6 separate regions of the Homo sapiens genome follow, and regions 1, 3, 4, 5 and 6 are each linked to region 2. A link is a contact called in ENCODE Hi-C data. All regions are on one chromosome and are shown on one strand. Each heading gives the region's core, a stretch centred on a gene start or an enhancer-like site at or near the end of the contact. The rest is flanking DNA. Distances are from core to core; before and after follow the strand shown.

The links. A loop is a pair of places that touch in the nucleus more often than their neighbours do. Pooled maps may share reads with other maps.
Region 1: a map with no recorded cell type shows a loop between it and region 2 (9-fold over the local background). The contact joins two enhancer-like sites. A Hi-C loop is called at or near these places in 4 of 37 single-sample maps with no recorded cell type and 2 of 50 pooled maps.
Region 3: a map of GM12878 shows a loop between it and region 2 (13-fold over the local background). The contact joins the promoter of EGOT here to the enhancer-like site in region 2. A Hi-C loop is called at or near these places in 1 of 168 maps with a recorded cell type or tissue (GM12878), 8 of 37 single-sample maps with no recorded cell type and 5 of 50 pooled maps.
Region 4: a loop to region 2 is called in a pooled map, with 18 times the contacts of the local background. The contact joins two enhancer-like sites. A Hi-C loop is called at or near these places in 3 of 37 single-sample maps with no recorded cell type and 2 of 50 pooled maps.
Region 5: a loop to region 2 is called in a pooled map, with 4 times the contacts of the local background. The contact joins the promoter of ITPR1 here to the enhancer-like site in region 2. A Hi-C loop is called at or near these places in 3 of 37 single-sample maps with no recorded cell type and 3 of 50 pooled maps.
Region 6: a loop to region 2 is called in a pooled map, with 15 times the contacts of the local background. The contact joins the promoter of BHLHE40 here to the enhancer-like site in region 2. A Hi-C loop is called at or near these places in 3 of 37 single-sample maps with no recorded cell type and 5 of 50 pooled maps.

Annotation. Positions count from the first base shown.
Region 1 is chr3:4,831,572-4,836,323 of GRCh38, reverse strand. All of the region lies in intron 60 of ITPR1 (inositol 1,4,5-trisphosphate receptor type 1), which reads right to left. All of the region lies in intron 2 of LOC124906209 (a long non-coding RNA gene), which reads left to right. Among named protein-coding and RNA genes, the nearest start is that of EGOT, 82 kb to the right of the region's middle. RefSeq lists an enhancer at 1,382-1,651. Within about 2 kb of position 1,828, at least 2 of the 41 ENCODE cell types and tissues checked have a DNase peak (open chromatin) inside an H3K27ac peak, as active enhancers do.
Region 2 is chr3:277,176-281,843 of GRCh38, reverse strand. The region is part of intron 2 of CHL1 (cell adhesion molecule L1 like); the gene reads right to left. Among named protein-coding and RNA genes, the nearest start is that of CHL1-AS2, 82 kb to the right of the region's middle. Within about 2 kb of position 3,088, at least 4 of the 41 ENCODE cell types and tissues checked have a DNase peak (open chromatin) inside an H3K27ac peak, as active enhancers do; they include GM12878, where a contact is called at or near this core.
Region 3 is chr3:4,749,102-4,753,215 of GRCh38, reverse strand. It overlaps EGOT (eosinophil granule ontogeny transcript), which reads left to right and starts at 1,626. Exons shown (of 2, transcript NR_004428.1): 1 at 1,626-2,270; 2 at 3,206-4,024. All of the region lies in intron 44 of ITPR1 (inositol 1,4,5-trisphosphate receptor type 1), which reads right to left. RefSeq lists an enhancer at 3,504-3,573.
Region 4 is chr3:4,775,490-4,779,016 of GRCh38, reverse strand. ITPR1 (inositol 1,4,5-trisphosphate receptor type 1) reads right to left here. Exons shown (of 62, transcript NM_001378452.1): 48 at 1,643-1,753. Among named protein-coding and RNA genes, the nearest start is that of EGOT, 26 kb to the right of the region's middle. RefSeq lists an enhancer at 2,304-2,373. Within about 2 kb of position 1,793, at least 7 of the 41 ENCODE cell types and tissues checked have a DNase peak (open chromatin) inside an H3K27ac peak, as active enhancers do.
Region 5 is chr3:4,491,963-4,496,146 of GRCh38, reverse strand. It overlaps ITPR1 (inositol 1,4,5-trisphosphate receptor type 1), which reads right to left and starts at 2,799. Exons shown (of 62, transcript NM_001378452.1): 1 at 2,542-2,799; 2 at 1,641-1,716. It overlaps ITPR1-DT (ITPR1 divergent transcript), which reads left to right and starts at 2,984. Exons shown (of 2, transcript NR_108075.1): 1 at 2,984-3,363. RefSeq lists silencers at 868-1,162, 2,461-2,730.
Region 6 is chr3:4,976,297-4,980,908 of GRCh38, reverse strand. It overlaps BHLHE40 (basic helix-loop-helix family member e40), which reads right to left and starts at 1,472. Exons shown (of 5, transcript NM_003670.3): 1 at 1,111-1,472; 2 at 878-947; 3 at 501-608. The coding sequence starts at 1,190. It overlaps BHLHE40-AS1 (BHLHE40 antisense RNA 1), which reads left to right and starts at 948. Exons shown (of 3, transcript NR_125916.1): 1 at 948-1,114. RefSeq lists enhancers at 489-1,083, 1,191-1,340, 2,641-2,760, 2,891-2,940, 3,061-3,250 and silencers at 1,491-1,550, 1,761-2,530.

The DNA of each region.
Region 1 (4,752 bases), core at 579-3,078, 4.6 Mb before region 2:
TGTTTCCAGAACTATTTTTTTATCTTCCCCAAGTGAAATTCCATCCCCATCAAACACTAACCCCATTCCCGCCGGCCCCGGGCAACCACCATTCTATTTTCTGTCTCCATGAATTTGACTGCTCCAGGGGCCTCATATTATGCTGTGTATTTTAAAATGCATTATACTGGGAAAACCTTTTGCAAACACTTGAAGTGAAGTGAATTTTAAGGTCCCAGGTGTTCTGTCACTTAACAGATACGTGTGCATGTATGCGTTTGCGTGGGTGAGGAGATCATTAAGAGGCTGAAAATGGGGAATAGGCTCTTCTGTCAATGTCCCCGTTTATGAGCTTATAGAAACCACTCCTCTTGTTTCCTTTTCCTTCCAGCCTGAAGTGGTTGATGGGTGCTGGCAACTAGCCTAAGAAAGGCCCATTCAGTTTCCTCCCCCGTCCATCCCCATCCTTTTGATGTCTATAGCTTATGCCTGTAAACAGTATTTCTCACTACTGGTTAACAGAATGGGACAACTCCTCCTCCCACCTCACTTCCTTCTGCCCACATATGCCTTTCTCCCAAAGAGCATGCCGCATACATAAGTTCTGTACAGAGAGGCAGGAATGAACAGTAAGAAAAGCTTAGCATGAGACAGGGGGAAGAAAACTGACTCATTCCACATGTCTGGTGTCATTCTCACCTGGACCAGTTTTATCTTGTAAGGATACATTTAATGGTCTTTCTAAAACAAATCAAGCCCCCTCCCACACACACACACACTCACTCGGAATGCTGGATAATTGTTGCTTTGTGTACACCGTGGGGGTCGGCGACATTTTGTGTGTCAATATTTTCAGCTTTGTGGGCCACCTGGTCTCTGTCACAACTACTCAGCTACTCCGTTATACCCCCCAAACAACCAGTAAATAAATAAATGGGTATGTCCATGTTCCAATAAAACTTTATTTACAAATGCGGGCAGCAGGCTGGGTTTGCTCACCTCTGCTGTATACAATAGAAGGCATCAATATATTTAAAATAATGAAACTCCATGAGACATGTCTAAATATTACAACTCAAGTGAGATCATTGAGCTGTATCTTGACCTAGGGCCATCTAGCAATATAGAAGCCCTATAAGAGAGCTAGATGAAAAATATCACAAGCAGTCATACCACATGGACAACAAGGTGTCATAGAGTGTTTGCTTAAGATACTGGTGGGTGGGCGGGCAGGGTCACAGTCACTAGTTTGTGAGCTTTATGAAGGCAGGAACCACCTTAGTATACTGACTAGAGCATAGTAGACATTCAATATTAATAAAAGCTTGTGGAAGGACAGAATGATATGCAACTCTTCTTCTGCATGCACCCTAATAACAAATGCTTAAGTAGTAAGCCTGAGCTGCTTATCGTGACTGCTGGAGGAGAAAAATGGCAATCTCTACCTTCCTATACCCTGAATAAACACTTCATTCATGTGTCTTAACATTAGCTTATATTCATCAATTTCCCACCACAGAGCAATGGGCAAAAGATCGTTAAAAAATATTCCATTTCAGAGATGACTAGCTGAGAAACCCAAAGTGCTTCCCCACCTGTAACCAGTTTTCTCCCGTGCAGCTGCAGTGGCCTATCGTTGACTGTACTCATCTCTCCTGTGTCAATCCTTCAGACACAGCCACATCTTCCCACCAAGGAAGTAGCCCATGTTCAAGGACTATGCAACTCTGAGGAGGAAACCTCATTTTTCAGAAGAGGGCACACATAGGCGACAGGTCACTGGTGATCACTCACTCCCACTAGGGCGAGGGGAGGAGGGATGACGTGGGCTGGGCTGCTGAAGCCACAAACCAAAGCACAGCTGCAGAGAGATCACTTAGCACGAGGCCCTGGATACTCACGGTGGCTGCTACCTATTTTTGCAGACTGACCTCAATTGAGGAAAACAAATTGAAGAAAAAAGATACAAAGTCCCACTTTGGATACAACAATGTTGAGGATACTACAGTGAGCAACAGAGACATGGTCACTGCATCCTGGACCCCCTCAAAGGAGAAACAGTTTTGATACCTAAGTATGTGATAGAATTCCTGCCATCAAAGTGCTTACAATTTAGTCAAGGAGAGTGACCATCTAGATTTTCTTTTTAACAGGCCAGTCCTGGTGGCTGGTGCCTGTAATCCCAGTGCTTTGGGAGGCCGAGGTGGGTGGATAGCATGAGGCCAGAAGTTTGAGACTGGCCTGGGCAATAGAGTGAGACTCCATCTCTATAAAAAATAAAAATAATTAGCTCGGTGTGGTGGTGGGCACCTGTAGTCCTAGCCACTCGGGAAGCTGGGGCAGGAGGATCGTTTGAGCCCAGGAGGTCGAAGCTGCAGTGAGTCATAATTGTGCCACCGCACTACAGCCTGGGTGACAGAAAGACTCTCTGAAAACAAATAAAAAACTAACTAAGGAATAATGCAGGCTATGTTGTATCTAGGAGCGGTAGAGAGAGTAGTGTCCAAGTAAGACCCAACAACCAGTGACTGATTGATTGGCTAAAATCCTCTTCAAGCAAGGCTTGGCCCTAAAGAAGGTTAGCCCTTGGGCAAGCATGAGGGCATTTCACAGAGGCCACTGGCACAGTGAGGCTCCAGTGTGGCTGGAGCTGGGGATGAGGGCAGACAGGCAGGAGCAGCTTGGACTGTTGAAGACTAGAGGGAAACAGAAGGAAGCAGGAACTCTGTGAAAGGCCGCCGTGCCTTACCAGACCAGGGGAGAGGAGAGAGGATGGACATTCACAGTCCTCACTGCTAGCAGTCGGAACTCACCTGTAGCTCACTTATTACTGACATGCAAATGAATCTAAACTGCCTAAAATGTTAGCGAATCCATCTAAAATCTGGCTTTCAAATCCTTCATATGTTCATTTGCTTAGCAAACCTTCTATAAAAATAGAAAACACACATTTCCAAACAGAGTCCACATTAATGAGGCCTTCGAAAGACTCCAGAAAACCAATGCAAGAGTCTGCACATAGCCGAAAGTTTAAGGAACAGTTTCTCTCCCTCATTCCTAATAGCAAGTGACCAAATGACTACAGATTAAAATGAGAATTTTCCTCACCTTCTTTCATGCCATATGTACCTCCTGGCCCTCTAGGCAATGATTTCAGAAGGGTCTTTGAACAAATAAATGCAAAATGCACAGACTTTCTCCATTCAACAGCTTTTTACTGAACTTTTACAATATCTGTGTCCTGCATGGGGTTGAGCGCTGAGGATCTAAAGATGAGAAAGACAAGGTCTCTATTCTCAAGCTGCTTTAGTCCAAGAACTGTGGTCACCGGCCAGGTCTCAATGCATAGTTCTTCGCCTCTGTGGAGCTGCACGGAGGCCCTACCTCCAAGGGTGAGTGTCTAAAGAGTGTGTGCTGAAGACACGAATGGGGCCCATCAGCATGCCAAGGGCCGCTCCTGGCATCTCTGCCCCTCGCCTCAGTGGTGGTGGAGAGGCACTGATGCCCTGCGTCTTGTGCTGCTACATGGCGTACCTGTAATCCTGGGACTTGATGGCCCCACCCAAGGGGTACATAAAGCCATAAAAAGAAATAATGCATCTTTTTAGAATGTACAATATCCATTTTAATCAATGGTAAATGATTGAAATATTTTTATATTAAATTCAAAAAGTTACGTAGACCAGATAGAAAGGTCAATTTATTTTTTTGAGACGGAGTCTTGGTGTGTCACCCAGGCTGGAGTGCAGTGGCGCCATCTCAGCTCATTGCAACCTCTGCCTATCTACCGGGTTCAAGCTATTCTCATGCCTCAGCTTCCTAAGTAGCTGGGACTACACGCATGCACCACAATGCCTGGCTAATTTTTGTATTTTTAGTAGAGACTGGTCTTGAACTCCTGACCTCAGGTGATCCAACCACCACCTCCCAAAGTGCTCAATCAAATGTTAAAACACGGCGTTTCAAAGAAGGTCATACTTTGTGCAGGCCACATGGGCCATGTGCTCCCATCCTAGGGATAAAGCCTCATTCTCCATTTCACAGGAGGCCTTCAATGCAAAGATAGCAAAAGGATTTTCTGGTCCAGAAATTTATCAATCACCACCACACAGAGTCTCCCCCAGTGCCTCCCTTAATATCTAATAATGAAAAGCTGGGCTACGAGGGATCCCACTGGCAAGCATTCTTATCTTTTCTGCACTGAAGTGGGGGAGAGCCCCAAATTTAGGTGTTACCAGTGTTTTAATTAAATAATCATCCTGGGCTGTGAAATTAAATCTCAAATTACCAAGAAGTACCTGGTAGTTAAAATTAATTAGCAATTTTAGCCAAGCTGTTCTCTCAATTTCCCGTTGGCTTTGCATCCTGTGCAGTAGGACAGGCTCTAGTGTGGTATAAGGTTCCCCACCAACAGGGTCCCCCTCTGCACAGAGAATCTAAATCTCAAAGTGCAAATGTTTAGACTATAACCCAGTTACTGGAATAGGCACAGAGAGAACACCTGAATCCAATTACTTTCTCTCTAGCTAAGACTTTCATACAAAACTCTGAGCTTGTTTGAGTGCTGAATGACTCCAGTGAAGCCTGTCACCCACGCCTCTCCAGCCAGCCAGCGTCTGAAGGCCTAGAAATGTTTGCAGAATCTTGCCTGTATCATCTATTCAAGATCAAAAACGTGTCTCAGTGTCTTGGCTTCTAATGGATTTTTGGAAAAGTCATCTTCAGCTAAGACGCTTTGTCTGTTGTGAATTATCTTGGGGTGTGTGTGTGTAT
Region 2 (4,668 bases), core at 1,839-4,338:
TCACGCCTGTAATCCCAGCACTTTGGGAGGCCAAGGCAAGCAGATCACTTGAGGCCAGGAGTTCATGACCAGCCTGGCCAACATGGTGAAACCCCATCTCTACTAAAAATACAAAAATTAGCCAGTCATGGTGGCATGTGCCTGTAATCCCAGCTATTTGGGGGGCTGAGGCATGAGAATCGCTTGAACCCAGGAGACAGAGGTTGCAGTAAGCTGAGATTGTGCCACTGCATTCCAGCCTGGGCGACAGAGTGGGACTTTGTCTCAAAAAAAAAAAAAAAAAAGGTACAAATTGGAAAAATAAAACAAATCTGGGGTAGTTATATTAACATTAGACAAAGTAGACTTTAAGACAGAGGTGAACCATCAACAAGAGAAGATTTCTGGGCTCTGGTAGTCCAGGAGAACCGACATGACCACAACTTTACCAATAGTAAATCATAGTGGTGAAGGCAAATAAGGAACCAGAGGATAGCACAGTACCCAAGCACTTGGATGTGAGGTCCCTTTCTATTGTACTCCTGGAGTTATGTAAATTCTCAAGTTTGTGGGCAAATTTGTGGGGAGTAGTAGTGGAAGAAGGAATAACTATGAGATACTGCACAATTACTAGGGAGATTAAGTTACTTCAAGCAATTACAGGGCTTATCAACCTGAGGGCCCTTGAAATTTCCAACTGAATAATTCCTTGTTGTGAGGAGATATGCTGGGTGTTGTAGGAGAATTTAGGAGAATCACTGGTCTCTACCCTTGAGAAACCAGTAATACAAGTCATTACTACCAAAAAATGTATCTAGACATTGTCAGATGTCCCCTAGGGGAAAAAAATAACCCCAGTTGGGAATTACTGGGTTAGAAAATGTGATATCATTAATTAGAAATCCTGTAGCAAACAGTTGTTGTGTGTGCGTGTGTGTGTGTGTGTGTGTGGTGCATGTGTGTGTGTGTGTGGTGCATGTGTGTGTCTACGTGTTTTAACAAAGACACTTACTATTAGTTAACTTTTAAAACCAGAGAGGAAAGTTATTTCCACTCTATTACTCATTAAAGAAGAGTAATGATTAAACTTACTACCCACCCAACCAACCAAATTTTTCCTATTTCATCTCTACCCTTCACTGACTCCTTCTCAGAGAAAAAGGTATTTTGTTGGTGGTAGTAAAGGTGATAGTTTCTAATGGTGGAAGCTCTTGAGTCCTGCATCTTGTGACCATCGTTGAACATCTCCCTTTAAACAGTTCCAGGTTGTCTTTCTCAGGGCCTGCTTGATACAGTAAAATTACCAGAAGCAGTTCTGAATTCAGCTTTACCAGTAATAAAATTGTTTCAGCACTTTAATTCTTATCTAAATTATTCAGCACTTTAATTCTTATCTAAGTTATTCAGCACTTTAATTCTTATCTAAATTATTTTGTGGCTCTTCAGTTTGCTGTTATTAATAAAATAATTTGCCACAGATTCTCTTTTCTAGTAAGAAGACTGATGTTCAATTTTCTTGACATACTTTGTTAGAAAATGGTATAGCTACCATCCATGACAGTGCCACAGTCTCCTGAAAATCCCTTGCAAAATCCCTCATTCTTTTAGATACAAAATTTTCATCACTGTTAGGTACACTAAAAAAAAAAAAATGCCTAGACTCTACTAAGAACTTTTTAAATATGAATTTCAGTTTTAAATTTTATTTTTATCCCGACTTAGCAAAGATATTACATGACACTTCACCTGAAGATCCATGCCTCCAAAATACTTATCTTTACACACCTATATTTATTTCTTTTTATTTTCTTTTCAGATAATAGAAACCTGATTTTAGGACAACATAACCATAATCAGCAGTTAAAAAATACTCAGTGTGAAAAAATGATCTACATTTTCCTACAGTGGTTTTATACCCAGGATGAAAAAATAAATGCTTGTCAAGTAAAGGCATTAACACATTTTCAAGTGACTTCTCAAGTGCAATTTTATCCCTTGTCTCAGCATTTCATTTATACAGCATTTATTAATCAAGTCTAAGCAGCCTTTAAGTCCCCAATCCCTACTTCGGATTCCCTTCCAATCACTGCCCACTTCTCTCATTGTCTCTGGTACTATCTTTCCTCCCTCCATTGTTTCAGTTCAGCTTTTTGCTCTGCTCCTTCAATCATTCCAACTATACTATCCTTTGAGAATAGCAGTCATCAATTTCCAAAACCATAGAACAAGGACTAATGTTTATACTTTCAAAGGAGATTCAGTGAATAAAAAAGACCATTTAAGAAATGCCAGGAAAAATTGATTACTCCAGAATTCAAAGCAACCAGTCCAGATTGTGGAAGAACAGCACCATTTGTTCCCTAGACTTGGTAGTGACATAAAGGGAAAAGACTGCTAAATTTATCTTTGTTCTTTGCTGTATATGAATTTTAAAACTCACAGAATCTAAGAAGCATTTACCTTAAGAAGAAGGAAAAAGACTAGCTATAGAAAACAGCTCCCCCCTCGATTAAAATAAATATTTTAAGAAGCTTAAGGCTCTGCAAAAAGATATATAAGAAGATCCAAAATAGAAAAGAAAAGAAAAGAAAAATGATGCAAGAAACCGGATACTTTCTCTATTGAGAAATCATTTGATCAAAAAACTTTTACTATTTCTCTGAGGTAGAAAGCCATATATAAATGCTGGACTATATTCTTTGTCTTTATCCATAAAAATAACTGCTAAATTGCAGTTTTAAGACTTAAAGACTAAATCCCATTAATCTATTTTTCTAAGACACTGAATATCCGGCATCATTCTGAATATTGTTTTTCTGTGGGTCCCTTTTTCGTGCGTCCCCATTAGAATACTAAGATCTGAGCGTGAGAAATATAGAGAGAAGAGAGAGGAAGCTCAAGGTTGCTTGAAACCATTCGAAAGGCAAGGGCAAACTCACATCTGAAACTCATGCTTCCTGGATTTTTCTTCCACAATGTGGCTCACAATAATGTCATTTCTTGCTCTATGTCTAAGTTTGACAGAGTTCAGAAACTAAAACGTTGCTTCCTGTGTGAGATGTGCAGACTGCCATTCAGAAATTCATAAAATACCACCTTTACTGAATAGCAGTGTGTGTACTTCTACAAGGACACTGTCTATTCATTGTGTCCAGTAACCCAAGTCTACCATTATACTTCTTGAAAGGAACAGTAAATTGTTTCCAAATACAATTTATTCTCATCCTTTTTACGGATAAGCAAAAAAAAGCAGCGCATCAAACAGGAAAACAGGTTAATTTTATGCCAGTCATGAAGCCTGGTGACAGGTGCTGCCATATGTTGCAACAAGATCTCTTGGCCATGGTTCATTGCTTTGAGAGGTACTAACGAACGCTTGCAGTAGTGTGTGACATACCACTGGTCCCCTGGGATCGCATGCAAGATCTTGTGACAGGTATGAAATTAACTCATGGCATCATGGTATTTTCCAAACATGACAGCTCCCACATTAGCCGCCACTTAGCGCAATGGGGATTGTGGGGAAATCTGGAACAACTAGTAAATGATTTCAGTGGGATCTCCTATGGGCCACAAGGAAAACCGACCCCAAAGAGAATGTCTGGAAAGGTTAAAATCATAAAAGGCAGTGGTCAAATACACAGACAGCAAGCAAAATAATTCTGTTTTGGATATTCTTGTAATTTTAATTTGCTTCCTGGCCTGATTTCTATAGAGCGGATGAAGAAAGTATTCAGTATTCTATTTTGAAGGGCTCTTTATTTCCTTCTTGAACTGGAACAAAGTTTCAGTCATGAGTTGAGGAAGTACTGGGCAACCACACTTCCTTCCAGCTCACATGCACAAGCTCACAAACACACTCCACATTCCTGCCTAGTAAAATAAAATACAAATACCTAAATGCAAACTACATTTTATGTTTCTGTTAGATGCAGAGATGTAAAATCTGTGAAATGTAGCTGTAAAACTTCTTGTTATGGAAAAGAAAAATGTTAAAAGAGCAAAGCAAAATATTTGCATCATGTAATAAAGGAATGTGTCACTGGCTAACTTTCCTGATTTCTGAGTTGATTCTCTTTCCAATAACAATTCCAAATGTCATGCCAAAGACAGGGAAAGGGGGAAATATGGAAAAGACAAAATAAGCAAATGTAACACTTAGAAATAAAGTCACAAAAATATTTATTTTCCTTGAATTCGCAATATAAAAATGACACGTAAGTTCTGAATGCCCTTTTTTTGCATTTTTTTCCAGTATAAGGTAAGAGAAATAAATCCCAAGTACAGTGAGTATAGTTTAAAACGGAAGCAATTGGTCATTCTGAAAAGGATAAAAGTAACATGGAAATGAATGTGGTAGAGAAGAGAAAGAGAAAATGAAAATATACAAGATTCAATGCTGTGTTCTTCTGCCAGTTGTCAAATTAAGGATTTTAATGTTATGTGTATTTACAGATATAGAATATTATCCTCTGGTTTCACAGTCTGTGCACTAGTTACTCATTCCTGGCTCTTTATTTTGCTTTTTTAAATATAAACTTCCTTAAGAATGCCTTTATGGTTCCAGGATGTGGCTACTATTATATAATTCTAGCACTGAGAACATCTTAGCACTTTATCAAATAATATCCTTTAGTTTTCAAGCAGATGCATAATTTTTTAAAAAAAATCTATAAGCATTTACTTTAT
Region 3 (4,114 bases), core at 377-2,876, 4.5 Mb before region 2:
ATACTTTCCGCAGCTCTGCCCCTGACCGACCACCATGGGGTAGACCGCGTTAGCTTCCTTCACTCAGCTCCTCCAACATCCCAAGCACAAGCCAACCCTCTTCTGAAATACTCTTGCCCTCTGCTACTCTTCACACAGCTCCTTCTCTTCGCATCTGTTGGGTCTCAGCTTGAACGGTATCTCCCCAGAGAAGCCCTCCCTGGCCACGCTTCGTGGCGCCTGTTTGCTTCCCCATCACACTTCTCTGAAGCTCTGATTTAGCTGATGATGAGCTGATTTCCTAGCTCTGTCTCCCACAAGACTGTAAGCTCCTGGAGGGCAGGGGCTATGTTGGTCTCATCCCTGACTGTATTGACGCCAATGTGTATAGCACCTGACACCCAGGGAGTGCTCAGTAAGTAAACATCTGCTATATTAAGCCGGCTGTGGTGACACAAGCCAGTAGTTCTAGCTACTCCGGAGGCTGAGACAGAAAGATCTCTTCAGCCCAGGAGTTCAAGGCCAGCTTGGTCAACACAGTAAGGCCTCTTCTCTCTTTTTAAAAAATTTACTATATTAATGAATGAACAATAATCCTGAAGGAGGTGCAATTCCGAAACACTCAAGCCAAGCTTTGCATCCATGGCAGCTGAAGTATAACTTTATGGCCAGAAGAAGCCTGCATGTGAAAGCTCAAAGTCCTGCTAAGTGGGAATATGCAGCACACCGCAGACCAGCCAAAGGCAGCTGATGTGGTGTTGTCACCTCTACGGGCTTATCCGGTTTTTGCACGTAACTCTGTGATGGGCTCAGCCTGGCTGAGGATCCTTAATCCATCGAGTTAACTGTTAACTACCCCGGCCCCAGTGACACAGCAGCTTGCATGATTAACTACAGCCCGGGAGGGATGATCATTTGTGCACCTTCCGTCTCCAAACCTGGCTCCCTCCCCAGACTTGATAGCTACAAGCTCTGGGCTCAACAGTTTGTGGGTTTGTGTTGCAAGGAGGCTAATAAAAACATATTTCTCAAATACCATATGGTGAGGGCAACTGCAACACATCCTCCTCGAAGAGCAATAAAATATATATATTTTTAAAGTCCTGAATTCCAGGGGAAAAACGAGGCTTGAAGACTTCAGAGGGTTTACAGGACTATCCCCTTCAGTGTCAGAGCCATCTTGATCAAAAGTCTAAAACCCAGGAATAGGAAATTGGTAGAAACTTTGAGAGAGCCTCTGACAGTTTCAAAGAGGAACTCAGAGGACCTCAGGAAATGTGAGCGGGCATAGATTTCTCCGTGAAAAGGAGGGTCAAGGCAGAAGAACCAGAGGCAACTGTGAACATCAAGTCAGTTCTCAGGGAAGCAGGGGATCCAAGTGTGTACATGAGGCGCCTTCACTGTCCCTGCATCAGGAATCTAGCTGTTGGCACCTTATAATGAGAAAACAGTCTCAACCATGAAGTTAACTCTGCTGGAAGATTTCCAAAGGGAAAGTCCCTCCCGTTACTCAGAGGGGAAAAAAAAATTACCTACTTGGTCTGGAATCCGGGGATATTTTATGCAGATGTCTCTAACAGAAGTTAATAAAGGGAAGTCAGCTTGCCTCTGATTATTCAAACAGGCTACTGCTATTAAGGATTGCACAACTTCTGGGCAAGGCAGAGGTGGGTTTGGCTTTTTAAAAATTTTTTCAGCCTGTCCTCATGGAACTACATATTCTTTTCTAAGAACTTTTCATCCTAACCTCCCTACTCACATCTTCTAAGTGTCTCTGCTCTGGTGGGAATGTGATGGACAACACAGAGCCATCTCAGAAGCCTCTGTGGCCACCACCAGGCCGGCCAGGGTGCAGGGGGCCACTCCCTGGGCAGCCATAGGGTTCTCAGCAAGGTGCATTCGTCGTCCCTGCTGAGAATCTGATGGGGCAGCATTTTTTTTTTTAATTAAATGCAAGCTGAGTCATTTCAACCTGCAACCTTCAGGTAACAGGAGTTACCCAAGCTCCAGGAATTATGATTGTGGGGTAAACCCATTCTCTTGTTTTCTTGCGGTTCTATTTTATAACGCACTAGAGGAGACAGAGACGTCATTGCTTCACCCAGGGCAAGAGGACAAAGGAGGATGCATGGAAATACAAACAGCCCTTCTCCTCCAGGCCATACCGACTGTCCAACTAGCAACAGACTTCACCTGGTTTTGGAGCAATCTGAATTTGGAATATGCCAGAGAAAACTTCTATCAGGCAAGATGGAAGACTCCTAGGATAGGTCTCTCTCATGGAGGGATTGGTAATAAAAAAATCATGGGAAAAGAAATAAGGGAGGGTGGAAAAAACACACCTTAGAAAACAACTTCTGATGTCCCGGGGCTACACAATGGGGGAGCTGAGCACTTAGGAAGGAGAGGGAAAATATTCTGTTTCCGGAGACAGCTCCAAGAATCATGAGTAGGTGTGAGAAACAAGGAAGCTTACAGATTTAAAAAAAAAAAGAAAGAAAGAAAGGAAGGGGGCAAAAGGAAGGAGTCAGGGAAGGGGGGAGTGAGATCTTTGAGAGACAGGGGAATTAAAAAACACCATAGCAACAACGCAGTCCACCTACCCTGGCCGCCCACCCACAGCCAGATTCTTTACTGACGCATTTGAGAACAAGCTGGTTCCTACCAGCTCAGGAAGGTGAGCAAACCCAGAGAGCTCATTAAATCCCTTCTCAGCGACTCTTGTCTGCCTGCAGATAGTGAGCAAGGAGGATATAAATAGAAGTTATATAACATCTCTTTGTTGATTCCTGTGCTTACCAAAAAAAAATGCAGCATGACCTTGTTTTTCTTTAGAGTTTGCCTCGGCCTGCTGGTTGAGGACTTTAATCCAGATAGGAATCATCTTGAAGTTTAAACAGCAGGATATAGATTTCCAAGTTAAGGGTGCTCTGCATGGCCATCCAAGTTAGGAACCCACAGGGTCAAGTCCTCCTCCGCGGATTAAAAAAAAAAAAATCCACCAGCTCTAAAACAACAACAGCAGGTATGGAATCTTGTGGCTTCCTCTTAGAACATCTCCTGAGGTAAATTAAGGAGTAAATTTGATACCCAAGAGCAAAGCATCATTAAAATGGCATCTTGGGTTTTCTAAAGGAGGTTCGAGCACCACAGGTATATTCAAAGGTAACTGGTGGTTTCCACATACCCTCCAGGCCTAAGCAGTTGTCTTTTTGTTCCTTAACAGGCACGATGGTAAGAGTCCAGTGGATGGAAAAGGCCTCCTCCTTAAAGATGGTGATGGAAACGAGCACTGCACAGGGAAACACAAATCAGGTCCCCTGAAATCCAGCCCAACCTGGCCAGACCCTCCAGTGCCCATCAGGGCTTATGAACAGGGTGCTTCAGTGTCTTTGTTAGGGGTGGTTAAAAAGGAGCACGTGCTTATAGGGGATGCTGCTGAGCTCCATGATTTTGACTTCCTGTCTAACCTGTTGATGCTACAAAACTCTTTTAAAAACAGTTACCATGGGAACTTTTCCCTAGCAAGCATTCTTCAAGAAACGTTACAGGTGCTGGTGAATTCAATGCCCTTGGTGTCAATAAGCTTTTGCTGAGTCTTAGAATGTGTGGCTTGAACTGAGAGGACTTTCAAACAGATAATGCGAAGTTTCCAATGCAAATGTCTTCGGGGTTAAGTGTCAGTGAAGTGCAGTGGAAGGTAGGGGGATAAAATGATCTCAGTGTATATGGAGGCCCCACTTAAGCATTCAAAAAATTCTATATACAGTGTTTTCAATGTATTATGTATCAGCAAAACAAAATACCCCATAGGGCTATAATCAGCTCAGGGGGTCACCTCAGCAAGAGATGCTCTGGCTATCACTCCTACTACGGGATTTCCTCTCTCATCAGAACCAGTAGGTGGTCAAAACCACAATAATGCATAAATGAAGGCAGGGAATTGGGTATCCAATGTGAGCAACTGAAAAGGTGCCATGTATTAGCTATTTGCCATTATGGTTCTGCAAGTGCTCAGATGACTCATAAAATGACCAGAACAAAAGTTTGTTCTTTTGTTTTTACTTTGAGAAGATAAAGAATCACGAATTAGTATTCAAGGTTACCTAATACTAACCCTTGTCTACCACGTGAC
Region 4 (3,527 bases), core at 544-3,043, 4.5 Mb before region 2:
GACCCAAAGGAACAATGTATGCAGGCCAAGCCCTAATTTCCCATTACATTAAAAACACCCATGTTCACACCCCACATCCTGTACTTCCTGGCTTGACTTCATTTTAGGCCCTGGGTCTATGATACTTTGTATGCTTCTTTATGTACAGGACTTGAAAGCTGTTGGGTTTTTTTTCTTTTTTTGGACAGTGAGAGTGGTCTTATTTCTTCCCCTAGTTTAGGTCACAGCAGTTGAGTCAGGGTATCATGCTATCGCAGGGCACAAATTTCTATCATCATCCATAGATCACTGGATTAGTTGAAAAAGTCACTCAAATGCTGACCAGGAGCACATGAACTTCTGTTTATTTCGGACTTTCTGATAAATGGTGGCCAGGTACACAAGGTTGAATCTGTTAAAATTCACTCTAAAACACAATTTGTCAAAAGGAATTAAAAATAGCAGAAAAAAAGTCCATTTAAACCACACACCCAAATCGACTGTTAGTGTGGACTCTCAGTTCTAAATAGTAAAGAAAAAATAACTGCCATTCCCACAGGTTTCTGTGTTCCCATCTTTCCTAATGACCTTTCCTATGACATCCTTCATGCAATAAATACAGCTCAACCTTTCAGCCAAAACCCTGTAGTTCTAGGCTCTTTCATGATAATGATGAAGTGCTCGCTGCTGCGGATGGGCAGATAGAGGACAAATCTCAACATGCCCTGACATGGGAACAGTTAAAAAGGAAATGTGTCCAGAAAGGCTAACATGTTTTGAAATATACTTTAGAAACCTGATGCCTGCAAGCTCAATTGTTAAAACTGAATCATGGGATTCTCAGAGAACCTATGGAACCCCTACATAGAAGGGAGGGTTTTCTGGGTATACTTTAGAAGTCAACATCAGGAATGGTATATCAATTTCTCAAATATCCAAAAAAGGCCAGCTTGGAAATGCTGCAGGTTTAGCACCTAGAAGTCACGATTTTCATTCCGTTAAGCTGTTTGAGTAATAGAGAGTCCAAATGTCAGTGGGGCTTCCACATCAGTCACCTGCAGTCCCGCATTTGTACACAATACAGAGAAACTCAGCAGAGGCCCGCAGGCACATTTTTGGTTTGTGTAATTTTCCTTATTTTAAACCAACATTATTAACCACCCTTCTGCTAAATCAGTGACAAAAGAGAAAAAGGTATTTCCTTGATTAAGTAAAAATACATGTTTGTTTTTTTGGGTTTTTTTTTTTTGGTCCTAGATAGGCTTAGTTGTACTATTCTTCAACCGGCCCTTTTCCCTCAAATGGGGAAAAATCAGAAACCAGAGAGGGAATGGCGTTTCCACTGTTTCTCTCTTTGTGACTTTCAGAACCAAGGTATTTAGTACTCGATGCTGTTGGGATTCACTTCTTAGCTTGGAGCAAGGAATCTTCATTCTGTGTGACCTAACAGTTCAGAAGCTCCTATCCCCTCATGAGATACCTTACGTGGAAGAGAAAGGTTGGAGTTCTGCATCGTAGTCAGCACTAGCAACCTGGGTCATTCATTTAAAGAACTATCTTTAATATTTACTCTCATGACTAATTGCCCATGTGCATGTGCCAAGGCAAAACACAAAAGTGACTGTTTCCAAATGACTGTCTTCTGCTTTTAATTCCTACTTGCCTTCAGTTCTAACACAAGGTCCATCCTCTTCTTTCCCAAAGGATTGATATCATTGAGGATCAGGGCTGTGATGATGTCAATGCCATTGGATTCATGGGTGGCTATGCAGTTCTGAGCAAAGACACACACAGACATTCACACAAACGCTGGTCATAAATCAGACGTCAAAGGCCAACAGGCTGAACTGCTATTTCAACACAATGCTTACCACTCCCAGTAATGTCTCTAGGGGAGAGCTGCAAATTTTCCGTGAGAAAGTGGTAAGAATAAAAGACAGATGAAAATCTCTAGTTTCAGAATTAACAGTAAACAGTAGGAAAGTCCCCATGCACTGTAACTGATAAATTGGTTGTGTCTAATCCAAATCATGCAGCACAGTTGGCTTTTGTTCTTAAGGGAAAATATGGTGTATGACTGATTCTGGGTTCTGAACCCTTTTTCCCCTTTCAAGGTGTGTTCCATTCTCTCTAAAGCACTCTTTTTGTATTTTGTACTTTAGCTTAAGGCTTAAGCTTGGAAAGCAAGTTTCCTGTTTAAGGCACACAATATCAAAATTAATCATCTGCCCCCAGGTAACATCTCCGTTTGCAGCACAATCCACTCTGATCTGTTCCTTTCAACAGGCCCCTATTTGGCAGAGAAGCAAACTTGAGGTAATAAGGAAATTCACTTAGATGTCAAATAAAGCCTTTCCCCAAGCCTGTTGTATTTTTTTTGTTCCTTTTCATTTTAACTAGGACTACACCATCTGCTTCATGAGGGAACCGGGAGAAGAAAGTGCATCTCACAAAATGCTATTCTCACATTCACAGACAACTGAGACCAGGTTTTTAATAGACAATGAGTTGTCTCTCATAAACCGTTCTCCTCTGAATGAAGGGCCTGGCTCCCCAAGTCACACAAGTAACCTTCCCTGGCTGCTGGGTTTAGCACTGACCATTTGAAGCCTTGGTCGTCTCTCTCCAGTTAGGATGAAGCTATAATTTGGTATTAAAAAACATACTTGGCTGGGCGCGGTGGCTCAAGCCTGTAATCCCAGCACTTTGGCAAGCCGAGGTGGGTGGATCACGAGGTCAGAAGTTCAAGACCAGCCTGGCCAATATGGTGAAACCCCATCTCTACTAAAAAAATACAAAAATTAGCCAGGCATGATGGCATGCACCTGTAGTCCCAGCTACTAGGGAGGCTGAGGCAGAAGAATCGCTTGAATCCAGGAGGCAGTGAGCCGAGATTGCACCACTGCACTCCAGCCTGGGCAACAGAGTGAGACTCCGTCTCCAAAAACAAACAAACAAAACATCATACTCAACCTAGCACAATGCAAAAACTCACAAAATCCTTAAGATGCCATGTATAAGCAATGACTCTACTCAAGACAAGAAGTTATTGGGTTGTACTCCCAAAATATTCTTCTTTGAGAGACCAAAGTCAAGACTATCTCATCTTTCTTTCCCCTGAATGTCCATGATGTTTAAATCTCAACTATAAAAATGTCCTTATATTACTTTCAAGCTGTCTCACGTGTAGTAATTTTCTTCTCTCTAGCTAGGCTTAAACCCCCTTCCAGTAGTCACTCTTTGAAATCCCCTAGTATTTAAAATAGGTCACTGTCTTTTGGTTCTCATTTCACTCCTGCCTTATTGCCTACTCCTAGAAATCAAGTTAAATAGTTGGACATTCAAACCAAATCAAATGAAGCCAAACCTAGCCAAGGAAAGAGACCATGGACTGTCCCTCCAATGTCCTTCATTAGGAAGGTTCTGAAGTATCATGAAACACCATGGCTATTTCTCAACTGCTGGAAGACAGCCTCCTGTCCTACTGACTCCCTAGGCCAACAGGCACAGGCTTCGTGATTTCTGAACTAGTCTCTATCAACATTTCC
Region 5 (4,184 bases), core at 1,550-4,049, 4.2 Mb before region 2:
CTTTGATGTAAACAATCAAGATGTATTTCAGCTAGGAGGTGAGCCTAATGCTTAACTTACATAATGTTCCTTGTGGTTTTGTTTCTTTTTACTCTCCCCATTCAGGCTTTCCAAAATGAACTCATTACAGTATCTAATACCTCCTCAAATATCTGCACTCTTTTATCCCTATGTTTGTGGCTACATCCTTTCCTTCTTACATCAATGTTATGTATTATTTCATCATTGGTGGGAGGTATGCAAGTTATTTCATCAGTAGCAGTAAGTTTACCATTTTTCCTAGCTTCCCTCTCACCACCAGCATCCCCAAATCAACTGAGGTCCATTTGTGGGATGCAGTACAGCCTCACCGCCTGAGGTTACACCCTGCTCCTACTTTGTACTAGCTACTGGGCAAGTGATTTCACTCTCTGCACCTCAGTTTCTTCACCTGCATCTGACGCACAGGGTTTCTGAGATACATGGCTCTGGACCTGGCTTACAAGTACTTAATGTGTCCATCTTATTATTTTTAGCAACCAGTTAGAAAAGAGTCTGTGGACCAGTTTTTCCTTGCTGTACAGCTAATTCTGAAAAGGGGAACTGGGCCTAATCCTTGGCTCTATGAGCACCCACACAGCCATGTGAGTCAACAGAACTCCAAGAAGAAACTAGAGTTCTCACATCCAAATGCTTCTCACTCCGCCAGTACTCCTGAGGATCTTATCAACAGGAAACAAAAGCACTATACCACTATAATGAAGTGTCTGACTTTTATTTTCTCATTAGAAAAGCCCAAAGATTGTAGCCCAGGGAACAGCTAAATATTTAGAATGTTAAAAAAGTTATTAAGACCCAGCCACCCACCCCCACCTACCTCTGTTACCCTGTTATTTACCATGTTCCTGAACATTTCAGGAGAAAAAACTCCTGATAGCCAAATCTGCAGCAATAGTGATGTACGTGCACCCGTTGAAACCTCCCACTCTTCAAATGCAGTCTGACCATTTTGGGGAAAAAATAGGAACTGTTGTGTTTACAGATAAATGCTGCTCTCAGCTCATATTCCACCACGGGCCCCAAAACAACAGGGACCTGCCAGATTCCTTGACACTCAGGTGGCTTGAGTCAAGGGCTGGATGCTACCACCTTAAGCTTCAATAACTCACTTCCCTTTTTAAAGTTCTAATTCTTTCAACTTGCAGCAACCACTTTCATTTCTTGCAATCCAACCTACTCTGATTAAGCACACGTTCAAAATTAGAAAAGAGTGACTATTTCTTGAAGGAGAGAGGCAGTTAATACTGCTTACACATTTTGGCATATGAAATGCACTGTATCCTTCAGAATTTAAATCATCAGCATGCTTTTCAGACCGGCAATGGGCCGCCGTTTTATTGCTCCATTTAATGGCCTTTTCCCCTCCTCTCTCATAAACTTTCAGGCTCCTTCAATTCTCAGCTACTTCCAAGAAACGGACTGTCCACTGGACCTCTGCTCCCAAAAGCCCTCACCAAAGGCAGAGGCAAATTTTGAAGACTGAGCCACGGAGTTTCTTTTTCTTTCTTACTCCCCACCTCCTTGGCGGTTTAGATAGAACTTAAAATAGGCTTAGGACAAAAACTCATTATTGACTACAGCACTCAGGCTTCCACACTCACCTGACCTGGGTCAGGCACTCTGTTGCCAAAGCAAGCCCAGCGAGGGGTGCAAATCCTGCTCCTCTGTAGTCAGCTCCTAAATATTTAGAAAGAAAGAAGACTGAGTACCAGACCGCGGAAGATGAGCTCTAACAGAAATGCTCCAAATTACAAGTTTCCACCTTCTTTAGCCTCCTTCACTGGGGACAGCCCCCCCGCCCCCAAACTTGGTAGGCAGGTTGGTGGGATCGCTTGGGCGAAGATTCCAGGTAACTACGCTTACTTATTTCCAGGATGTAACTGACAATTGAGACTAGGCACGCACAAACTTCGAACGTGCGGGAGGCTGGAACTAAGGGAAGTGTTTGGCAGATCCCAAAGCACTTGTTTCCCGGCGAGAAGGCCAAGTATCCGAAGCCCGCATCCTCATTGGACATGAGCTTCGTCCACACTTCATCCCTCACCGCTTCTCCGGTTTTCTTCCGTTTTTAAAAACCCTCCCCACGGGGGGCCCCTACACATGCATTATTCTCCCAACCACGGAGCGCAAGAGAGGGATACATTTTTAGAAAGATTATTTCCTTGAGCAGACTCACATATGACACCCCCACAACCTCTCTTCAAAAAAAAAAAAAAAAAAAGAACTATTTCCTGCAGCTGCAGCAACAGTTTCCAACTTGGGGGAATGCCACATCAGACCAGAATGGGGAGCCCCCAAAGCCACGCACTAGAGTAGAGGATATTTGTTTTTTAAGCTTCAAATGAGCTCCCCCCAAAACAACTGCCCGCAGTAAAGGAACCCCCAAATGCATGCCAAGTGCATGCACATCCATCAAGATCTCCCCGAGAGCGGGGCAAAAACTTCTGCGCCCGGGGAGCCAGTGCCAACTCCCCGCGCCCTCTGCCCGGCCCCAGCCGCTACCTTGGTGCCCGGGGAGCCACGCCGGTTTGGGGGAGCAGGGCGAGGAGAGGGGTTAGCAGCCGCTGGGTAATCCCATGTCCGCGAAGAGGGAGCTCGTTCCGTTAGGATGGAAGCGGAACACCCACACCTCCTCTCGGCGTGCGCTTTCTCTCTCTCCACCCCCTGCCTCCTCCTCCACCACCACCTCCTCCTCCTCCTCTCCTCCCACCCCAGCGAGCTTGAGGAAACGCTTCAGCAGCACATCCACATGGTTACTGCACTTTAAAGCGGCTCCGGGTGGCTTATATAGGCCGGGAAGCTCCCTGGGCAATGTAGTCCAAGTAGCGGGTCGTGGCGGCGCCTGAGGCTGCGGGGAGGGACTACAAGTCCCAGAATCCCCTGGGCGCCCGGGCTGGGCCCTAAATAGACGCGTGCGGGGACAGGGGAGGGGCGTCCTGCGAGGCTTTCAGGCTGCTGAGCCTGTTCCTTGGCTGGGGTCGGTAGGGCTTGGAGCCAGCCGTTCAAAGTCACCCCTGGGAAGCGCCCGCAACCCTTGGGGACGCCTCTCCTCCGGCTGCCCCCCTTCCCTGGAATCCAGGTGTCACTGGGGCCGGGGAGGGGCTAGGAGCTCGGATTTCTGCTTTGGGAAGTTTTTACAAGCCCACCCTCCCCCTGCCTTGGTTCCCCGAGCCAAGAATTTCAGAAATCCGGGGCACAAAAACGCCAGTGTTTGCGGTCAAGGATTAAAGGCGCGAGGTGTCTTTATTTAATCTGCTCCGCCCTGCTCGGGTTTGCACGAGAAACCAAGCCTGGGAGCGACGGTCCACGCAAGCGGAGACACAGGCAAGTCGCGTGAGAGCACTTTTCTGAGCCCGAGTTGCTTGTCTTTTATCGCCCGTGAGGAGGTAAAGAAAGGCAGACCTCTCCGGTGCACAAATAAAGGAGCCGTGTTGTGACTTGCCGGCTCTGAGATTGGGAGGCAGAAAATAAATACAAACCGCGACCTCAGTCCTGACCGTACCTCTAGCAGCCCCTCTGCTCCTGGGAGCTGTAAATGCTTAAGTAAATAAACCGCAAACCAGAAAAATAAGGGCTTAGGAAAGAGCCGCTCACACAGAGATGCGCATCCAGGCGGGGCGCTCTCCAAGAGCTCCGAATGGGGCAAGGTGGGTTTCACCCGCTGCCAAGTAATGCCTGGGCTCCCGGGCTACACGCTGCTTAGGGCTCCGGCTTTTGCAAGGAGGGGAAGAGCTAAGCCCGGAGGCAGTCAGCCGACTGCCCTGTCTTGCCTCAAATGACGTATATTCATTCCTCAAACGTTTCCTGAGTGTTTACTAGGTGCCAGGCGCTGGGGCATAGTGGTGAGCCAAACGCATTATAGCATCCCAGACAGGCACTTCCTGACGCCGCCTAAAGATCTGTTATAACAATAGTAATAATAATGATAATAATCAATGGGGAGGCTGATTTTATTGAGCCCAGACCACATGCAGTTTTCATGCGTCATGCTATTGAGTTTTACCAACTGTAGGTATATTTATTATATCTATTTGGCAGGTGCACAATCCAGGGCTCAGAGAAATCAGGTAACTTCCCAAATGACCCCTCGAGTTAAGTGGTACAGCCTGGACTCCCGTTCCAGACTCTACGTGTATGAAACCCTT
Region 6 (4,612 bases), core at 223-2,722, 4.7 Mb before region 2:
TTTTGTTCCTCCCGAAATACTATTTTTTTTTTTTCCATTTCCCCAACCAAAGGCTGCGAAGTAGCCGAGGGCTACTGTCAAGAAAGGACAGGCCGTAAAAATCACACACCAAAGCAAGTCCCCTTATTTGACAACAACAACAAAAAAGGTGGGGGGAGTGGTAGAGGGGAAGGGGTAAATAAAATGTGTGTGTTTCTTGGCGTGTTCCTTTAAGTGAGAAAAACTAGGGAATCCTGAAAATCACCAGAAGTTAAACTCCTGAAAAGGAAGGCCAGTTGGTGTTGGAGCCAACTTGGAGAGGTCCAAGTGGTTCTCGCCTCATTTGCATGAGTCAGCCAGAAAACGCCAGGACTGTGGAGGAGGACCCCACCGCAGAGCCACCCGCCAGCTCTGATCCGCCAGTCTGGTCTGCAGTTCCCCGCGGAACCTGCAGGCGGCGAGTGACCCGCCCGCCCTCTGGGCAAAGGACTGGGTTGGAAAGGGGCCAGCTTCTCACTTACTGTAAGTTTGAGATGTTCGGGTAGGAGATCCTTCAGCTGGGCGATGCACTCGTTAATCCGGTCACGTCTCTTTTTCTCGATGAGCCGGTGCGGCAATTTGTAGGTCTCCTGCAAGACGCACGGGGAGGCGGTGGGCGCTTGGGGAAGGAGATGAGAAGCCTATCCTCCCAGCCCCGCAGCAACAGTCCGGCAGAGGAGCAGAGTAGCAGAGTAGCACCCAGAACCATCGTCTGCCCTTTCTTTTCCAAGTCACTCAGAAGAGGCACCGAGCCCACACCCTGCATCCCCTCGCCAACCTCAAAGCGAGAAAACTTTTCTTGGAAACTCAGCGCGCGCGAGGGGCTGAGCGCAGGGTCCCTAGGGGTGCACTTGCTTACCTTGCTGTCCTCGCTCCGCTTTATTCCCCGTCTTGACTTGTACACTTGGTACATGTGGGCAGGGTACATCCTGCAGGAAGAGAGACCAGGAAGGGTCGTGACTGCTTGCGCACGGCTGCAGGCGTTCTGCCGGGCAAGAACCTCCCGGTGCGCCCGGAGCTGCTCCAAGTTGAGAGTGGCGCATAACATGGGGCTGCAGTTGAGGCTTGAAGGGCCAAGGAGTGCCAACTTACCCTGGTAGGTCTCCGTGCTCCAGTCCCGGTGCTTTGGGCAGGCAGGCGGGGGGTGGTTGCGCGCTGGGGATCCGCTCCATGGCGCGGCGAGCCGGGGCCACTGCGCGCTCCTGTCTGCACTAGCGGAGCGTCTGGATGAGGACTGCCCTGGAGAGGGCTTCGGGGGTCTCTCCGCAGATGTTCCTCTGAGTCTGAGCTCTTTGAAATCCCCTGGGCTGCTGGAATCTTCGGCTTTGAGATGCAGCTTCAGTTGGGGGCGTGCATGGCCCGGTGTCCCCGCGGCCTCTGGCTCCGACTCAGCGCACAGACTGGCGGTGTGTGCTCCCTGCGCGGTCTGTCTGCGCCGTGCGAGCCAAGTGAATGAGAAGTGGGGCGGGCGGGGAGGCGGGAGGGAGCGGGTGAGGGGGGGGCGGTTAGGGCGGAGTGGGGGGGTGGGGGGGCAAGCCGAGGAGTAATGGAGAGGCTGCGGGCTGGGTTAAATGGGAGCGAGTGGGTGGGTTGGAGCTACGTGTTCTACCCTGTGACTCCAGGCACGTCTGGCCACTGCCGGGGAGGGAAGGAGCGACCTGCCCGCCCTCCCCCGGCTTCATCACATGAGTCTCACGTGTTGGACAACGCTCCGGCGGCTGCTAGGGAGCCCCCACCCCCAGCCCCGGCCCCCAGGTGTCTGCGGCTGCGGCCGCCTTTCCCCGAAGAGGGGGTGGCAGCACGACCTGGGTCCTGCCCAGTTGGGTGGGGGGCGCGGAAGCTGGAAGGGACGGGGGTGCTGGGGGAGGGGGAGAAGTTGGTAACGTGGGCGAACCTGCCCCAGGGAAATGAAGTAAGTTCCCGTCTCCTGGGAGGGAACGGGGGAGGACGGATCCGCCCGCGTCTGACTCAAGCCGGGAGAGGAATATCCCCTTGCTAGCTCCAGCCCAGCCCTCTTCCTCCTCCCCCGCCCGGCCCGCTTGGAGGAACCGGCGCGCTGCGGAGGGAGTCGCCCGGCCCCCCAGCCTTCCCCAGAGGCTGGGGTTTCTTTCCGTCCTGGCTTCCCTGCCCCCACTGCTCACCCTCGCGTCCAGGAATTGCCCGCCTTGGGGAGGGACCGAGGGGCGGGGCGGATGTCACCCCATGGGAAGCGGGCCGACGGCCAAGCGCAGGGGCAGCTGAGGCTGCCGCCGAGCACGCCGCGCGCACCTGACCGTGGAGGGTGTGAGCCGAGGGCCCCTCGCTCCCAGGAGCTCCGCTCCTGGGCACAACCTGCGGGCGGGCGGGCACCCGGTTGCGCAGCCCCCTGGGTGCCCCAGTGTCACCCCCTTCCTCCCGGCCAGTCAAGCGCAGAAAGATACCGGGCGCTGTGCCCGGCGCTCCCTCCCTCCTCTGCCCCCTCCGGAGCAGAGGCGCCCCGGTCGCCTCCCCTCCGGCTGCAGCGTTACACAACCGCGGCGGCGGCGCCTGCCCTGCAGCAGCGCAGGGCGTGACGCTTCACGTGGCCGGGCTCAGGTCGTAGCACCGCGGACCGCGAGCCTCTCTGCGTTGACCCAGGGACTGAGACCCCGGGGACGTGGCGTGCCAGCCCGGATCGGCCCTCTCCCTGCCTGTTGGGAAGTTCGGCGGCGCTGTTCGCGGTCTGCACCCAGGGCAGGAGGGATGAGAGAGACAAGAAAAAAAAACCGCCTGTTACAGGGAAATCTTAGCAATCATGCGGTCGACACGTATTTCTTGAGCCCCCTGCTCTGCACTAGGCGCTGCACTAGTTGATGAATCCGACACGGATCCTGCCCTTGAACTTGCAGAACCTCTAGGAAGAGGTTAAATTGAGCAATAAAGGAAAGGCAGCCCTGGGAAAATTGTATCGAGGCCACTGGCTGACAGAGGGGAAAAACAATGAGAACTTGTGTTGCTTTGTGTTTTGTTTTTAATTTCATTGTAACCGAGATGCCTAGGTAGAGAAGCGGGGGAGAAGCTAACCCAAAGCCCCAAGCCCGGGGCGGAAGGACCTCCTCCAGCGGCCCCAGATCTCTGCAATCTCACTTAGGCTGCCGGAGGGCCCCACCCACCTCCCCCGGAAAGGTCCGGGCTCTGTGACCTTCTCACTCAGCCGGGAGCAGGGAAAACAGCTGAAACTCCAATCCCGCGGTGTGAGCAGCGCTGATACAGTCAGAGGAGGGAGCCAGTGGAAACTCATGACTAAAATAAGGCCTGGCTGGGGATTTCACTGACCTCTGCGCTCCCCTGCCCTGCAAGTTCGGGGAGTTGAGAGATGACTGTAAGCCCTTCCCACTGCGCTTCGGGTCAGTCACCCCACTGCTGAGTGACCTGGCTGTGGGAAGGATTGAAAAAAAAATGGGGTCACTGCCGAGACTGGGCGAAGAGTAGTAGCCTCGGGTGCAGTTAGGGGATCAGTCTTAACTGGCAGTGCCCTTGACGACCTAGAGAACTGGCATTCACAAGTTGACCAAACTGGCAGTGTATTTCCTTCAGGTCGCCTTGGAGAGCTCCCGCTTCCTGTTTATATTTCACAAGCGTCAAACTCTTTAGCAAGTGTGAGAAATGCCTCCTTTTCTAACTGCTAACTGGCATGACCTCACTTCGGGGCTCAGAGATCCCTCCCTGCCAGAATGTACTTTTGCTGGCCAAAGGCGGGGACCGGGGTCCGCCCTGGAAACGCGCTTTCAATCTTGGGCGACCTGCTTCATTGTGTGATTTTAATAAGGATGAAGGGCTGTCACGGCTGCGTCAAAACCACGGTTCCAGCAGGAAATAAGCACTGGGAGAGGACAGGACACGTACCCCCTTCCGCCGACACCCCCCACCCGATGGCAGGAGGGAGCCCAAACCTTGCAGCTTCCATGGCTCATGGCTCATGACAATATCATTCTTAAAATTCTTTGAGTTTATCAATACGTTTTGCCCTTACCTGCCCTACAACTGTAAATAACAAAATGTATGCATTTCCTACTTTTTATTTGTTCCGAATGTATTCTCAAGCTTCAAGAACGGTTCCCATCCTACCAGACTTCCACCGTATCAGGATTAAAAAACAAAACAAAACTCTGTTATTCTCTCCATAGCTTATGGCTTTTAAAAAATAATAATTTGAACAAACAATTCCTACGTGGCATAGATCTTTCCATCCTGGAGAATGTTACTATTTCAGTCTGTCATCTTTTGTAGATATTAAAAACCTTTCGTATGTCAATTTCTTTGCTCCTCACCACCACCTTTTAGGCAGGTACTAGTATTAGCTCGATGCATTTGACACGTGTTTATTGTTATTCAATGCCAGACACTGAAATAGGCCCTAGGGATGTATAACATATTCTGTTTGGAAAATTGAGGCTCAAGGAGGCTAAATAACCTGCCCCAGGTTATATAGTCTGGGATTCAGTCTGAGACAGGCCCCCAGGTTTGTTGGACTCCAAAGCTTGTGCTCTTAATCACTATACTTACGGTTGCCTGGTAGGGTTGTTTGGGTTGTGCACCGCTCAACTCCAGGGGGAGCTATTCACATTGCAGTCTG